Regions from separate parts of the Homo sapiens genome. Here region 2 is linked to region 1. Evidence: read pairs that join two places in POLR2A ChIA-PET (ENCODE). Cell type or tissue: Panc1. All regions are shown on one strand. Each heading gives the region's core, and the rest is flanking DNA. Links, peaks and the distances in the headings are about the cores only.

Region 1 (8,657 bases), core at 379-8,378:
TTTTCAGCAGAAGGAGGCACCCGGGAGCTCTGTGTCTCAGCTCTGCAGGTCCTGAGTGTGTCTCTGTGAGCCTCAACACCATGGAGACGGCACAGCTGGGGGTCTGGGTGCATCTAGGGCATCCCCTCCTTCTTAGAAGAGAAAATGGGGGCAGACAGGGGAAGAATTTCTCAAGGTCAAAAACCTGGCTATGGAGCTGGCATGGAATCCAGACCTCTTGAATCTATGCTCACCTGTACTTCCTTGTTTTTCTGGTTCTCCCTCCTCTGATTTATTTCCACCTAGTCAAGCAAAAATAAGTGTGTTTTCTCTGTTCTTTATCTTATCTTGGTTATTGATAGAGTCTGGTGAGTGTGTGTATTTCTGAACATACTTGTATATGTATCTTTTCTATTTTCCCATTTCAATTATGAAAATCTAGTTTAAAACACTATATATAGTATGTAAAGCCAGATTTTATATATAATTATATATATTTTATTTTATTTATATTTTTTATATATATATAGCATATGGCATATGGAGGTATCTGTTGGTATATACACATACTTCCTGAGGTCCATTGATACTGCATTAAACCATGGTATTTGGATACTGTTAAGCTCACACACATTTACAGGGCAAGTCCAGGGCCTGACTAGTTTGGTAAAGATACAACAAGCCACTGTTACTTTAGGCAGTTTATTACTTACATAGGCAGGCAACACAAAGAATGTGTCAAAGGTACCATCTTCCTGGGTCCTTGTCCCATACACTGAAGAGGATGACACTGAAGCAAAAGGGGCTGATGACTGCCACATAAGTGGGATTTTGAGAAGCAATTTTAGACTGCAGCTAAGTGGTCTCAGAGCCCACAGCTCTGTTCTGAGAGGCAGGCAGAAATTCCCATACCTCATTAGAGATGAGACACTGTCTGGTGACAGGCTCCTGGGGGAATAGGGAGGTGAATGAGAGACAGCCGTGCATCTTTTTATGTTCTGGAAGCCTACAAGGTGTTCCACCAAGATTCAGGCAAACCTTTGCATACATGGCTATGTGCAGTTCTCCCAGGCACCATGGCAGGTTCCCTTACACGGATATGAACATTTCCCCATCTGCTGATGAGAAGCAGCAATGGGGAAAGCTGTGAGAAAATTGTATCTTTTTTTTTTTTTTCTTTTTGAGACTGGGTCTTGCTCTGTCGTACAAGCTGGAGTGCAATGGTGGGATCACAGCTCACTGCAGCCTTGAACTCCTGGGCTCAGGCGATCCTCCTGCCTCAGCCTCCTGAGTAGCTGGGATTACAGACATGCACCACCATGTTCAGCTATTTTTTATTATTTTTTGTAGAGACAGGGTCTTGCTATGTTGCCCAGGCTGGTCTCAAACTCCTGGGCTCAAGCAGTCTGTCTGCCTTGGCGTCCCAAAGTGCTAGGATTATAGGCATGAGCCACCACATCTGGCTGCTGCAAAGACAATTTTAAAGACAGAAACCTGTTATGTTAGCATTGTAGCTCAGCTACTGTCACTTTTATGTTTTCCCTGCCAGGTTTTCCCCAAGTTTATACACATTTTTTAGAGTTGCGATCATAGTATATAAACAATGTTGTATCCTTTTCAATTTAACATCATGTCATAGTTCATAATAATAATTTTAAGTTACATGGTGATGGATGAGTTGTGCCACAGTTAATGGCTGGTTTGCAGGTTGTTACACACAGCCCCAGCCAGCATCTTCGTGCAGCATCTTTCTTTCCTTCTGTGGGATTGTTTCCTTGGTGCTCGTTCCAGCAGTAAGCATCAGGTTGTGGTGTGGGCGTTTGTGTGGTTTGTTCAAGTTCCCTTCTTCTTTGCTGTGCTCCTTGGGCTGGGAATGTTTGGTTGCCGTGGAGATGAGTGCTGTGGGTCTCCCTCCTCTCCCCTCAGGCTCTGCCCACCCCAGGCGGCCATGCCCCCCCACTGGCACTGGACACTCTCAGGAAGCTGTTGGCACACCCTGGAGTGGGAGGGAGGTCTGTGGAGAGGACAGGAGTGGCCTTTGTTGACAGCTGTGTCTACTTACATGTCAAGTGGCCTGTCTGAGGGAGGCTGGCTCCCACCTGTGCCTCAGAAGCAGCAGCATGAGAGGAGGAAAAACACGCTGACTTGTGGGGTTGAGTGGACTTCTCGGCACCTTCAAGAATAGTCTGGGAGGCCAGGCGTGGTGGCTCAATCTGTAATCCCAGCACTTTGGGAGGTTGAGGCGGGTAGATCACTTGAGGTCACGAGTTTGAGACCAGCCTGGGCAATGTGGCAAAACCCCATCTCTACTAAAAATACAAAAATTAACCGCATGTGGTGGCACATGCCTATAATACTAGCTATTTGGGGGGCTGAGGCAGGAGAATCACTTGAACCCAGGAGGCGGAGTTTTCAGTGAGCCAAGATTGCGCCACTGTACTCCATCCTGGGCGACAGGGTGAGACTCTGTCTCAAAAAAAAAAAAAAGAATGGTCTGTGAGGGAGAAGTAGGCAAGGTCCTGTGTGCTCACTCCAGGCAGATTGAGGTTTAAAAACTAAGACGTTCATTTCACAGACTAAACAAATTCCATCCTACTTGCCATGTTAGTGTCATGATTCCTATTAGTTTTTCGGTGATATGAGACGGAAAATGATGGACTAGGTAAATATACTCTCCCCGCCAGAAGCCCATGGAGCAGGGGGGTGCCCACCTTGGGGATGGAAGCTGGGAAGCAGCCAGTCCCACAGTTGACAGAAATTACGCCTAGTGCAGGTCCGAGCTCAGTGGAAGGCTGCAGAGGGCCAGACGGGGTCCACTTGGGATGGTGCTGGAATGTGTAAGTCAAGGCCAGAATGAATTGCAGTGGTGTAACCTACTGTTTGTATTGCTCGGTGTAAGATGCACTGTGACCTGCCAGCCATGCCTTAGTGGGGAGAAAAAAGCAAAACTAAGATTATATACCATTGCTCATTTCACCTTCCAAAAACCGAATGTCCATGGCTGTTGAAGACTGCGAATGGGATTTATAGTAAAATCTCACTTGTTGAGACCCAGTTGGAAGAAAGCCTTTCTTAGTAATAAAAAGCCTGCATCTAGAACACTCACAAAATGCCATTTTGTTACTTGAGATAAATAAAACAATTAGGACCAAGCCTAGTGTTGTGGAACAGAGGTTCTTAGCGAATGAATAAGTCCTTGGTGATTGACTCACCAGTTAGTTCGCCTCTGAAGGACTGGAGGGTTCTTGCCAGCTATTTTGTTTTTCTTACAAAGTCTAAATACTGCATCTGAAATCCTTTCCCTTTTTTGTTGACTTTGTAAATGACCTCGTCAACCCAGCCCCTGAAAATGCTTACACATTTTGAATGAGTTAAGCCTGAACTAGGGAGGTCTTCCTTTAATTCATGCAGGTCTGCTTCTGTAAAACAGTCACTGCGATATTTATAGATAATTTTGGGTAAGCTTTCTAGCTTACCGTGGGCCTGACACCGCATAACCCTCCTCCACCCATGGCGGCGCACTAAATCCTGTAACAATTCAGGGAGTTCAACGTTCATTATTATTATTACTCTCAACTTAAGATGTACAGATTGAGGCTTGGAGAGTTTAGTTTGTGGTTGGTTTCGTCACTGTTAAGTGGTGTGGTCAGCACTTGAACCCAAGACCTGTGGATCCACAGCTCTTGCTGTTAGCCACTGTATTAAATTACCTTTGCTTAGAGAGAGTATTTGCCAAAGACAGGAGCCGGGCTGTAGCCATGGGGCCTTGCCTTGACTTTTCAGGTTCAGCCGCTGCCTTGGGGTTGTGTGACAACAGAGACTGGATTTTTGGCCACCCTCGAGTTGTGAGTGCAGGAGAGTGGCCTGGGGCTGGGAATAGGGGAGGTAGAATTCAATCATGGGATGCACCCATAGTAGAGAAATGGACTAAGGGCTTTAATCCCTGAGTTTCTGAGCTGTCGAATTGTCCGAATATTTCTCATCATATTCAGCAGTTCTGTATGAGCTGAATGAGTCAGCAGGACCTAAGGAAAAAGCTGAAGATCAAGAATGTGAGAAAGGAAGAGTGGGCAGATGCTAAAGGAAATCAGTGGGCACAGGAAAGATCAGGAAGCAACCAAAATAGGCTGGAGCTGGCCAGAGGGCTGCAGGGATCGGAAGAGAGTGGAGGGGCCACTTACTTTGGTTATCAAAGGGTCTCTTGTGTCCGTCTCCTGCAAGCCTAGTTCTGCTAGTGCACTGGAGTTGGGGCCAAACCTGGTTTCCCAGGTCAGACTCTGCTGGTTCAGTCAGAGGCCAGGAAGTCCCTGACAGGGAAGACCATCAGATTCCTTTGTTCCTATCGTCTGAACACAGTCTGAGAGGTTTCGCAGTATATTGTAGAGGCTAACTTTGGTGTAACCTATACCTTATGTGGCCATGTCTGCATCCTAAGCTCCTGATATTGCACATGTCTGGTTTTTGTTGGAAGTCTGTACCTTTCCTCCGTGGTAGTCCCAGACCAAGGGTGATACTTGGCGGTGCCCAGGGTGTCACCTGTCTTCTCAAGTGGAAGAGGAGAATGAAGAGCACTCCAGTACGCCAGGAGCATCACACCGTAATTAGCAGGAAGATGTTGCACCGCAGTGCCTCATCTCAGAGCCAGAGTCCTGGGTTAGGGAGTAAACTCTTTTACCTAGGCCTGACTGTATTCTGGCATTGTAGGCACTCCTCAGGTTTCTGTGGCCCTCTCATCTCACTGAGGGTATCCCTTCTTCATGTGTCTCTCAGCTCTTCTCTTAGATTTCTGCCCCTGGCTCTGGCCCCTTCAGATTCCTTCTCCTTCTCTTTCCCTTCCCTCCTCTCTCCTCCTTTCACCAACAGTTTTGTTTGCACCCATAGTTGCCCATCAGTGGATCCATGCCTGTAAGCCAGTGTAATACAAGCTGCTGTCTGTGGAGCATTTATTGCATTTATTGCAGTGAGCCGTGATCGTGCCACTGCACTCCAGCCTGAGTGACAGAGCGAGACTCTGTCTCAAAAAAAAAAAAAAAAAAGATTTAGGAACCAGAGGCTTTATATGCAGTCCAGTACAGTAGCCACAAGCTGCACGTGGCTGTCTTCTTATGTCCCTTGCTTGCCTTCCAGCCACACTCATCTTACACAAGAGGTCATGGGGTCTCAGAGCGGTTGCCCAGCTGGTGAGTGGGGAAGTGTGTTCGTGCCCAGGGGCAGGTGGCCACTGTGTATACACTTGCCACCATATCCATGGCCTTCACCCCTCACTGTGCGTCAGTCGCCATCACAAGGGGCCTGTTGCAGTGCCGACCTCTGCCTCTGCCTGCAGAGATCCTGATTTCTGAGATCTGTGTGTGCAGGGGGAGCATCCTGGGGGATTGTGATGAAGTTAGCTGGGAACTTGGCTGTGGCCCTGCAGTGGGCCTCACCACCAGCCCACTTGACCTTCATGTGGACTTCAGTCCTCTGGCCTCTCTCTGACCTGTAGACCTGCACCATCTAACACAGCAGCTACTGGCCACCTGGGGCTCTTGAGCACTTGAAATGTGGCTAGTGTGACTATGGAACTGCATTTTCCATTTTATTTCATTTTAATTAATTAAAGTTTAAATTTATTTTAGTAGCCATGTACAGCTTGTGGCTACTGTATTGGACTGCATGTAAAGCCTCTTGTTCCTAAATCTTTTTTTTTTTTTTTTGAGACAGTCTCACTCTGCCATTCAGGCTGGAGTGCAGTGCTGCATTATGGCTCACTGCAACCTCTGCCTCATGGGCTAAAGTGATCCTCCCACCTCAGTCCCTTTAGTCCCCTGGCTAATTTTTTTGAAATTAATTTTTGTAGAGTTGGAGTCCCACTATGTTGCCCAGATTGGTCTCAAACTCCTGGGTTCAAGTGATCCTCCCGCCTTGGCCTCCCAAAGTGCTGGAATTACAAGTGCAAGCCACAATGCCCGGCCTCTAAATCTTAGCCAGAGTTCACTTATTAGTAGGAAATTATTCATGAAGTTTCTTGTTTTTGATATTTTATACATCACCAAGTCAATGTAGTCACATTGTCAAAAAATGTATATGGGAGAAGAAAATCACCTATAATTCAATACCAAAAAGAACCCCCAAAAATGTATGCTGTGCCTACATAGACGTTTTTGCCTGGTTGTCATCACAGTGTATGTTTGCTTTTATGCCCTGCTTTTTCCACTTAGAAATATATCATATGCCTTTTCCCTCATTGCTTCATAGTCTTCATAACCATCTGCTGCGTAAGATCCTGTTGATTTGATGACTCAAAGCCAACATAACCTTCTTGCCAGTTAAAGTTTAAAGGGGAAGTGAACTCTTACCATGGGAGCTCCCAGACTCTTCCCAGGAGTACTGAGGCTGGCTGAGTGTGGATCCTGTGGCCAGGTTTTCAAGGACCAGATGCATAGCAGGGCACGGGTCAGCCTGGGGGTCCGGCAAATCCAATGCCTGGCCAGAGGATGCAGGCCCTTCCCTGTGTTCAGGGGCAGGGTGACAGCTGCCTCTCCACATCCGCAGCAGCCCTGCAATGGTCACCATTGGTGGCATTTGGATGCCAGCAGGGTCCCATATGCCCTGTTTTGGGCAGAGCGTCTCTGTCTCTTGCATGGATCACTGCTGTCACCTCCAGTCTGGTCTCTGGGCACAGCAGCGAGGAGGCCACTCCACAGCTCAGAGACCTTCAGCTACTTTTTGCCTTAACATTGTAGTCCAGTTCTTTTGCCTGGTGTTTAAGACATTTCCTTAAATTAGTTCTAACTTCCTTCCTGTCTTCTTTCTTTCTAACTATCCCCCTCCTCCGCTGCCCCACAGCCTCCCGAAGTGCTGAAGTCCCTGGCCACACTGCACATCACCTGTCCTTTTCTACCCCTGTACCTTGTCACCCTTAGCCTCCATCACCACCCAGGTGAATATCACTCTCCCTTCAGTGTCTTCCATTGCCATCTCCATTGCTACTCTCCTGATCTTGGGTCCCATGTGCACCCTTCATTTGCCTGTCCTATGGTGTTTTCAATTATGATTAGATTGAAACTGTTTGCAGGAATCTCTATCTCCCCCTAGGTGATCAGTTTTGGGAAAAATAGGGACAGGGTTTAACTGATCATGATTTTACTCCTTATAACCCTTCAGCACCTTTAGTATAATTCTGAACACAGAATAAATGTTGGAATAAATAAAGGTGACACTTCCCCATTACCTGGTACTCATCACTTCACCTCCTTACTCACCTTCCCTCATCCCTAAGCAACCACTGATCTTCCTATCCCTATAGATTTGCCTATTCTGGATATTTCATATGAATGAAATCATACAATATATGATCTTCTGTGTCTGGCTTTTTTCACTTAGCGTGCATTCCAGGTTCATCCACGTTGTAGTATGAATCAGTATCTCATTTCTTTTTATGGCTGAATAGTATTCCCTTGTATAGATGTACCATATTTTGTTTATCCATTCAGCAGTTGATAGACACTTGTTTTTATTTTTGGCTATTATAAATAATGTTGCTATGAACATTCCTAGGCAGGTGTTTATGTGAATGTATCATTTCTGTTCTCTTGGGTAAATATTAGGAGTGAAATTGCTGGGTCATATGGTAACTGTGTTTAACCTTTTGAGGACCTGTTTTTTAAAGAAGCTCTACCATGTTACATTCCCACCAGCCATGTATGAGAGTTCCAGTATTTCCACATCCTTGCCAACGCTTAGGCTTATCTAGTTTTTTTATTCTAACTATCCTATTTGGTGTGAAGTTGGATCTCATTGTGGGTTTTGATTTGCATTTTCCTGATGATTAATGATGTTGAGCATCTTTTCATACATTTATTGGCCATTGGTATGTCTTATTTGGAAAAATGTCTTCTCAATTCCCTGCTCATTTTTACTTGGATTGTCTTTTTATTATTGAGTCTTAATCGTTCTTTGTATAGGATTTGGGAATATTTTCTTTCATTCTGTGGACTGTCATTTCATTTCTTGATGGTATTGTTTACAGCACAAAGGCTTTAAATTTTGATGCAGTAGAATTTATCTACTTTTTTTCTTTTTTTGCCAGTGTTTTGGTGCTTTTTGTAGGAAAACATTGGCTGACCCAAGGTCACAAAGATTCATGTCCATGTTTTCTTCTAAATGTTTTAAAGAGATTTAACTAATAAGAAAAAAGTCTCACTTGTCCTCGCATTTGCCATTTCTGCTCCTTCTCATCCCTTTGTTTAGATTCAGGTTTTCATCTGGTACCATTTTTCCTTCTGCTTGAAGGACTTCTCTTAACATTTTTTCTTTTTCGTATGCTGATTTGGTGATGAATTCTTTAAACTTTTGTATTCTGAATTTATCTTTCTTTCATTTTTTTATTTTAAAATATATTTTTTTGGCTGGGCGCGGTGGCTCACGCCTGTAATCCCAGCACTTTGGGAGGCCGAGGCGGGCCAATCATGAGGTCAGAAGATCGAGACCATCCTGACTAACATGGTGAAACCCCGTCTCTACTAAAAATACAAAAAATTAGCCGGGCATGGTGGCGGGTGCCTGTAGTCCCAGCTACTGGCGAGGCTGAGGCAGCAGAATGGCGTGAACGCAGGAGGCAGAGCTTGCAGTGAGCCGAGATTGCACCACTGCACTCCAGCCTGGGCAACAGAGTGAGACTCTGTCTCAAAAAAAAA
Region 2 (8,657 bases), core at 123-8,122, 320 kb before region 1:
TGGCACAAGCTGGCTCCAGTGCACTGTGGCCAAGGGGTGTGCATTAAGAAACATGAGCCAGACACACCGGCTAGAATGAAGTGATTCCACAGGTAGACAGAGGCCTCTGGCTGGTTCAGAGTGCCTAGCAGGGGAGGCTGAGGCAGGCAGATCAAGAGGTCAGGAGCTTGAGACCAGCCTTACCAACATGGTAAAACCCTGTCTCTACTAAAATATTAGCCAGGCATGGTGGTGCATGCCTGTAATCCCAGCTACTCAGGAGGCTGAGGCAGGAGAATTGCTTGAACCCAGGAGGTAGAGGTTGCAGTGAACCAAGATTGCGCCACTGCACTCCAGCCTGGGTGACAGAGCGAGACTCTGTATCAAAAAAAAAAAAAAAAAAGAATGCCCAGCAGTCTCTTTGCTGACTGCACCATCCTATGGCTTCTTTGCCATGCCCTTTCTGAAGAGCTTGAGCCATTTGGAGCTAAGGAACCCTGGCAGGGCATAGGGGGAAGGAGTTAAGAACTTCTCTCTTACACTCTATCTCAGAAGGGAAAGAATCTACGATCTTGACAAGTTTGGGGTTTGAAAAACAATGAGTTTCAACATGGTCATAAGGGCTCTGCGGGGCTGACAGGAGAGCCAGAGGAGGATGAGTTTCCTGACCATCAGGGCCCAGGTGTTGTTAGCACTAGGGAACGTATTAGAGTCACGAAGCACCAACGTATGTTACTCGTGACGAATCTGTACTGGTCTGCAGCAACCTCGATTCTTGCCTCCTCAGAAGAAAGAATTCGACTGAGGGGCCCAAGATAGAAGGAGAGACCGAGGCAAGTTTTAGACCAGGAGGGAAAGTTTATTAAAAAGATTTAGAGCAGGAATGAAAAGAAGTATAATTGGAAGAGGGCCAAGTGGGCAGCTTGAGAGATCAAGTGCTCTGTTTGACCTCTGACTTGGGGTTTTATACGTTGGCATGCTTCCAGGGCCTTGCGTGCCTTCTGCCCCTGATTCTTCCCCTGGGGTGGGCTGTCTGCATGCACAATGGCCTGTTAGCCCTTGCGAGGGGCCAGCCACAAATACAGTGTGTTTACTGGAGTTATACGCATGCTCACTAGAGACATTCTTCCCTTACCAATCTCTAGCATTCCTAGAGAAGGTCATATACCAGTTAAATTCTGCCATTTTGCCTTTTAGTGTACGTGCATGAGTGCACTCACCTAACTCCTGAAATCTTACCAGGAAGCAGCTGATCACCAGTTTCAGGTGTTTCTGTTTATTGGGAGACTGCCTTTCCCTGGTGCTGGCTGCAATCAATTATTATTTTAGAAAGACAGTTAAGGCCAGCGGCCGTGGTTCACACCTGTAATCCCAGCAATAATTTGGGAGGCCAAGGCAGGTGGATGTTCTTTACTAAAAAAAAAAAAAAAAAAAATTAGCTGGGTTTGGTGGTGGGTGCCTGTAATCCCAGCTACTTGGGAGGCTGATGTGGGAGAATCACTTGAACCCGGGAAGCAGAGGTTGCAGTCAGCCGAGATTGCACCATTATACTCCAGCCTAGGCAACAAGAGCAAAACTCCATCTAAAAAAAAAAATAAAGAAAAAAAGAAAGACAGTTAACAAACTGCCTATCACCTGATGGTCACCTGACACTCCTGGTTGTTGGTGGTGGGGCTCTTCTGTCCTGCTCATGTCTGATTAGCTACCTACTGTAACAGTGGGACAGGTGGCTGGGAAGGCAGAGAGAGGGGAATGGGACCTCTGTTTTAACTGTGTTTTCTTAGACTCTGAATTTATCTGTTTGACATCCTTTCATCACTGGGCCAATTCCTCTCTTTTCTTATTTTCTGTATTCTTGATGCTCTAGCATTTCTGACCTTGCTGAGAGAGACTGCTCCTCCCAGGGCTAGCCAATTATTAGAGATAGCAAAGGGCTCCCTTGAGGATGCCTTTCATATGAAAACTAACCAAGCCTGAGCCCTGGATTTACTCCCTCCACCCCGCCCCCCGCCCTACATCAACCCAGGGCCCAGTGAGTGTCAGACAACTAGGAACAACCTCTATGGCCCCAAAGCCATCCAGAATCATTTACTCCTAAACTGCTTACCCTATCCCACCTTATCTTTCCCACAGAAACCCTAATAAATAAAGGCTCTGGCCCAGGCTTTCCCCTTTATGATTTGCTTTTGACTCAAGGATTCTCTAACTCAAGAGTTAATTAGGCAGTTCTGGGCCTAATGAGGGCATGTACAAGTTTCATCCACAAGGAAGGGTGGTCTGTGGAGCTACCATTTCTGCCACAGTTCCAGGGTGGGCTTAGGTCAGGGCAGCAGGGGGCTTCCCTCCCCCAGCCCCAGGAAAAACAAGTATTAATGTGTTGGAGTTAGGGTAGGGGTCCAGATAAATCTTCCTCAATATAGGTTTAGCCACGCAGCTTTACCTGAAGGCCTACAGCCCTGGTCTGTCTGGGAGGGTGTGACTCCTGAACTGGAGTCACTCCAAGGCTCAGCGGGGAGCTGATCCTCAGGGCCCTGGGAGCACAGTAGATGTCCCTTTAGACATTTAGAGGCATGATTCCAGGAGGGATTTGTGGAGGAGGAATCACAGGAGCTGGGGCTTTGTTGACTCCACCATTTGGCCTAAGTCGTCCTCCCTCCCTCCATTTTCTTGCAAGTCCTCCCAACTTGGGAACATTTTGTTAAATACTCCCATGTACACACCACCCCCTGTTCACCATGTTCCTGACACTTAGCTCCTCAGTGGGTCCCCTCCCTGGCATTGAAACAGAGGCAGATTTAATACGGTATGAGCATCGTAGGGAAGGGGGCAATAGAGTCGACATGCCAACGAGCCATGGCAGGAAGCTCTCCTTCCACTACGGCTGAAAGATAAGATCCGGAATGGCCCCACTACCCTGCCAACCCCATCTATCCTCATGGGGGCTGCTCTGGAAAAGGGAAAGAGGCTGAGTTGAAAATATTTGTTCTGTTTATTTCATTCTGGTCCCACATAACAGACCTGGAGGCAACGATGAGCTCTAGGCTACAGACAGGCTGCCTTGTGGAAGGAGCCAGCTGGTTGCTGAAGGACTGTGGCTGCCTCTCAGATGGACTTGTTTGTCTTACAAAGCCCAGTCCGATTGTCCCCAGTGCAGATGGCAGCTGGCATGAGACCCTAATTGGAAGAGGATCCTGTGACCTCCAAACCATGGAAGAGGATCCTGTGACCTCCAAACCAATTAAATGATTTCTCAGGAGCTGGGAACAGCTGCATGAGGAAAGCGCTTGTGATTGCTTTGAGAAATGGGTGATTTTTTTTTTCTCCCATGGAAGTCGCTTTAGTGATCTTAAAAGGTGTTGGCTGTGGGTGCTATTCAGGTCCAGAAAATTGGTCTCGGGAGAAGGAAGAAAAGTGACATTAGCAACCTGGCTTTTTCAACACAGGCTCTAACGAGGCTGAGATGGGTTGTTGGATAAATCATTGCTTCCAACTATCAGGAAAGTTGCCTGGCCCGGAAATAGGAGAAGGAACTGCAGATACACTTCTTTGATTGGGCAGAGAATTTAGGGGATTCGGGTTTGGAGCCTAAATCGTCACTGCAACTCCATTCAGGAACGTCCCTTGGGTGATGAAACTGTTCTATGTCTTGATTGTGGGATTGTTGCAGGATTATACGCATCAATCAAAACTCACAAAACTGTAAACTTCAAAGGGTCAATTTTACTCCATGTAAACCGTTCCTAATTTTAAAAACACACATACACAGTATCCTCTAGGCCTGCTCTCCTCACCTAGACCCAGGCAGGCCTCTGTGTGGTCTGTTAATCCCCTGCCCTGCTCACACCTTCTGGGGATCCTTGTGAAATTTTTAGAAAACAAGGAGGAGGAGAAAAAAACACCAACATAGGATTATGAACACGGAGAGATCTCTAAGTCCCCGGGGAGTTCTGATAATCCCGATGCCCAGGCCACCCCTGAATGGTGAAGTCAGAATCTCTGGGGCTGGGACCTGGCCTCATGATATTAAAGTTCCCCACCCGCCAGGTTGCCTGTAATAACAGACTGAGACCCCCACTCTAAATGATGAGTGGTTCATCTTTTCAATCCTTCACTGTTCTGTCTTTGGAGATTGTGTCAGAAGACCACATTTGAGGCTCTACATTCTCCCACCCCTGCCCACACCACCCCAAACTTCAGGGGCTGGGTGCCCCCAGATTTCTGTCTTGTTGCTATGGGGATTTTCAATAGGCTCTTCTCTCTCTCACCCAAGAATCAATTTGGAACTCTGGCCGCGGGCTTGGACTGCCTCCTGCCACCTGCCATTCCTCCTTAACTTCCTGCTAACATGTGTACATATCGTGTCCCCAGAGGAAGGAACTCTGGTTCCAGCTCCCCGCACTGTGGGTGAGAGTCCCCATGAACGCTAAGACAGGGCAAATCTCTCAGCCTCTTTGAGCCTCAGGCTTCTCATCAGCACGATGGGGAGGGTTGATGAGAGGATGTGCAAGGATTCACTTTGGAAATATAAGCATTCAAAGTCTAATTAATATTTCTTATAGATGGTGCCCTGGGGGTGGGACCTCGTGTCCTTCATCTCTTGATTTCCGACAAGAGTCACTGCAGCATCCTCACATGAACCCCCGATTATAGTTTGCCAAATTAATTATTATTAAAGCCTGTTTCTCATAGAGAAAACAATCAAGCCACTTTTGGGCTGAGAAATCTTCTGGATCCCAGTAACAAGTGGGTGGGTTAGCTCAGAGCTCAGTGCAGGCCTCTAAAACGGCAGAGCTCCTGTTGGGGAACCTGAAGTGTCCCAGGTTTCTGAGGACTCCTGTCCTCACAGAAGCCCTGTGACTGTGACTGTGCCCACCCGCCAGGAGGCAGGACAGTGAGCTCTGCCTGCCCACGAGCGCTGTCCCTAGCACAGCACTGGATTGTTCTGTTTCCTTTGAGGCACTGATGAGGTACGAGACTGTCTCCTCTGGAGGGGAAAATTAAGAGGCACAGTGGGGAGCTGTGTTGTGTTTTGAAGCTTTTCCAGAATTGATTTTGTTGGGAGACATTTTTTTTTAAAGAGTCCTTTCTTGAATGTTGGCAGAGTGGACAGACTGCCAGAAAAGGCTGTGATCCGGACACCCCACCCTGTCTGTGTGAGGTTGCCCCTGCCCCTCCGCAGTCCTAGGGAGGCTGCCCATCCTACCCAGGGTGCTGTGGGCTCCCGCTCAGGGGAAACAAGCCCAGGTGTGTGCTGCACTTGGCAGATCTGCTCAGGCAGCATCCGCATTTGTTTCCCATGGTTACTATAACAAAGTGCCACCAGCTGGGGGCTTAAAACCACAGACATGTATTCTCTTGCGGTTCTGGAGGCCAGAAGTCTGAATCAAGGTGTCTCATGCTCCCTCTGAAGGCTCTAGGGGAGAATCCTTCCATGCCTCTTCCTGGCTTCTAGTGGTTGCCCCCAAATCGTTGGGTGTTCCTTGGTTTGTAGCCAATCTCTGCCACTGTCATGATGTCACAGAGCCTTCTTTCCTGTGTCTTTATGTGACCTTCTTGGGAGGACATTAGTCATTGGATTTAGGGCCCACCCTAATCCAGTATGACCTCATCCTAACTAATTTTATCTACAAAGACCCTATCTCCAAATAAGATCCAATTAGACCTGAATTTTGGGGGGACACTCTTCAGACAGGTACATTATTCTTGGGTCTCGCTCACTCCAAGGCCATAGCGCCCTCTCCTGAGACCCTGCCCTGTGTTTTTACCCCAGTACCCATTGAGGAGCCACCATGGTCATGAGTTGGCATCTAGTGCAGAGTCTGATTGAACTCTATCAGAGGGGTCTTGTAGCAGCCTGAGCAGGGTGAGCTCAGCACCACTGTTGAAGACTGGCATTGTGGTGTGAGGGAAGGGGCAGGAGCCTGGATCCAGGAGACTGAGGTCAAGTTCCAGCGCACCCAGCTTCTCATGGAGGGACCTTGTGCCCTACTGCTGAGAAGGAAGCCACCTGCAGCCCCACGTTTAATGGGATTAAGTATAAGACTGTCTACATTAAAATTATCCCCCCATTCTCTGCAAGAAATTCCTGCCCAGTAAGAAAAAGTTATAAATAACTTTATTATTTGTTTTATTAACTTTCTGAAAATCCATTTATCTGCACTTTTACTTATCACTCAACTAGACTTCATTTGGGTAAGAAGACCCTTTCTCAAACAATGCATTGTTCATTTGGGCTTATCAAGCAACCGTTTACTCTTAAGGTTCATTCAAACTTTCCCCACTCTGTGTCTCCCAATCCTCAAAGTTTATATCAGTAACTTCAGGCCGGGCGTGGTGGCTCATGCCTGTAATCCCAGCACTTTGGGAGGCTGAGGCGAATAGATTGCCTGAGTCCAGGCGTTTGAGACCAGCCTGGGCAAAATGATGAGACACCATCTTTATAAAAAATACAAAAATTAGCCAAGCATGGTGGTGCACACCTAAAGTCCCAGGCTGAGGTGGGAGAATCACTTGAATCTGGAAGGTGGAGGCTGCAGTGAGCCATGATCACACCACTGCACTCTATACTGGGAGGATGGGAGTGAAGAACTTCATCTAATCCCAGCCAGTCAGCTGCACCTCAATGAAGACTCATCTTAAACCATATCCCCCAAATCACATAGATATGGCACCCTTGAGCTGCCTGTTCTGAGGCAGTGGCCTCTCTTGAAGAAAGCAATCAGCTGAGCTCTGCCGGCTCCACAGGTTATTTAGGTGGCATTTTGTGGGGAGTTGGCAGTTGAAGCCTCTCTGAGTGTCCATCTCATATAATACACACACACACACACACACACACACACACACACACACACACATATATATATTTTTGAGACAGAGTCTCGCTCTGTCGCCCAGGCTGGAGTGCAGTGGCGCGATCTCCGCTCACTGCAAGCTCCGCCTCCCAGGTTCATGCCATTCTCCTGCCTCAGCCTCTCTAGTAGCTGGGACTACAGGCACCCGCCACCATGCCCGGCTAATTTTTTGTATTTTTAGTAGAGATGGGGTTTCACCGTGTTAGCCAGGATGGTCTCAATCTCTTGACCTTGTGATCCACCCGCCTTGGCCTCCCAAAGTAATGGCATTACAGGCGTGAGCCACCGCACCTGGCCTCCATCTCCTATATTTTATATGTTATACACAGTATATGTAAAATATATCAATGCATATATATTTTATATATTACCTATAAACATAATTTTGCTTTATATAGTCTGTAAAATGGGGATAACAGTTCCTACTTTACCTACCACACAGGTTCATGGGCTCCCCACTCTTTGGCATCCTGCACCAGAGAGGACAGTGCAGACCAGGGAAAATTCTCTCCAGCCAGGAAGCAGTCTGAGCCTGAAAGGAACAGTTGCCCACTTACATTTGGAGTCTCTTCAATGTGATGTGTCTGTGTAATAATTCTGTAAATTATAGGCCATTGTCTAAACCTTAGGGACAATTATTAGAAGTTAGATATTTTTGTCCCTCCACCCTCAAACAGAGGTTTTTGAACCAAATAGCAAAATTTTGTGAGCTAAAATTGGCTACTTGTATAGAAATTCTGGGCCCTCAACCAAGAGTTTCTTTTGTTAATTAGACATAGAAACCCCCAACCTCCCTGGGGCTCAGGATTGACTTGGATGATGTCGGGTTCCTGTGGGGAGATGGGGGCACAGTGCCAGGCAGTCTCCTTTGTCTTCCTCCACCCACCCTCTGTGCCTCATGTTGCTCTACCACATGGGAGTCACAGGAATAATTACTCGTCCAATAAGCCAAGAAATTAATATTTAATCATAGGGTACCTACTGAAAGTTTAGTAGACCTAGACCGATTTTAGAGAGTTTTCTGATAGGTATTTTATGTAAAACGGAGAAGGAAATTTTGCTATTTTGAAGTTGCGCATAATCCCTCCTAGGTTTAGCAACATATTGTGATGGCTTCTCTGGGTATATCTAATATAGACGGTGATTCTGGGGGTGAAACTTCTGCCGATCAGGTAGTTGTGAACCGAGCAGCACATCTGTAGTGTGGCCAAGAGAAAACCAAGACACAAATCAACCTTCAACTTTCCTCATCTGTCCCTACAATGTCTTTGAGACTTGGTTCTGAGTCAGGACCCCATCAAGGTTTGGGCATTGTGTTCAGTCCCTGTGCACCTTTAGTCTGTGTTAGTCTAAAATAGTTCCTCAACCTTTTTGTCCCTTATGATGTTGACTTTTGGAGAAGATGATCAATTTCTTTATTGAATATTCCACCTTCTGGATTTTGTCAGATTGTGTCCTCATGGTGTTATTTAACTTGTTTCTCTCTTATGCAAAGTGGAAGTTAGGGCTCAAGTCTTGATTAGATTCATTTTTGGGCAAGAACATAGATTTTTAAAATAATCTTTTTCTGTGATAATAATACCAAGTTCATTGTAGAAAAACTTAGAGAAAAAAAAATGAAGGTAGCCTGTAATCCTGCCATCCTGCCATGCTTATATTAATTTATACATCCACCAGCCATGTATGAGCCTTCTCATTTTGCCAAAACTTCACCAAGCCAGAACTTTCTTTAAAAAAATTTTGAAAGGTAAAAAAAAAAAGATATCTAATTTGAGCTTTTGTACCTATTTAAGGAAACTGAGCATACTTCCATATGTTCATTAGATG

The links. Peaks named below come from ENCODE experiments on the same cell type or tissue, not always from the same donor. Only the 100,000 strongest peaks of a DNase experiment are listed, where the experiment ranks them.
Region 2: POLR2A ChIA-PET joins it to region 1 with 16 read pairs; 2 of 35 experiments call an interaction of 5 or more read pairs at or near these places.

Annotation. Positions count from the first base shown.
Region 1 is chr3:45,641,033-45,649,689 of GRCh38, forward strand. All of the region lies in intron 2 of LIMD1 (LIM domain containing 1), which reads left to right. Among named protein-coding and RNA genes, the nearest start is that of LIMD1-AS1, 44 kb to the right of the region's middle. RefSeq lists an enhancer at 6,061-6,562. In Panc1, for the core only: no CTCF peak of the experiment used is centred there; DNase peaks (open chromatin) are centred at 3,210, 3,623, 3,959 and 6,239; H3K4me3 peaks cover 805 bases; H3K27ac peaks cover 6,029 bases.
Region 2 is chr3:45,316,938-45,325,594 of GRCh38, forward strand. The region is part of intron 2 of LOC105377061 (a long non-coding RNA gene); the gene reads left to right. Among named protein-coding and RNA genes, the nearest start is that of LARS2, 67 kb to the right of the region's middle. RefSeq lists an enhancer at 5,062-5,562. In Panc1, for the core only: no CTCF peak of the experiment used is centred there; no DNase peak of the experiment used is centred there.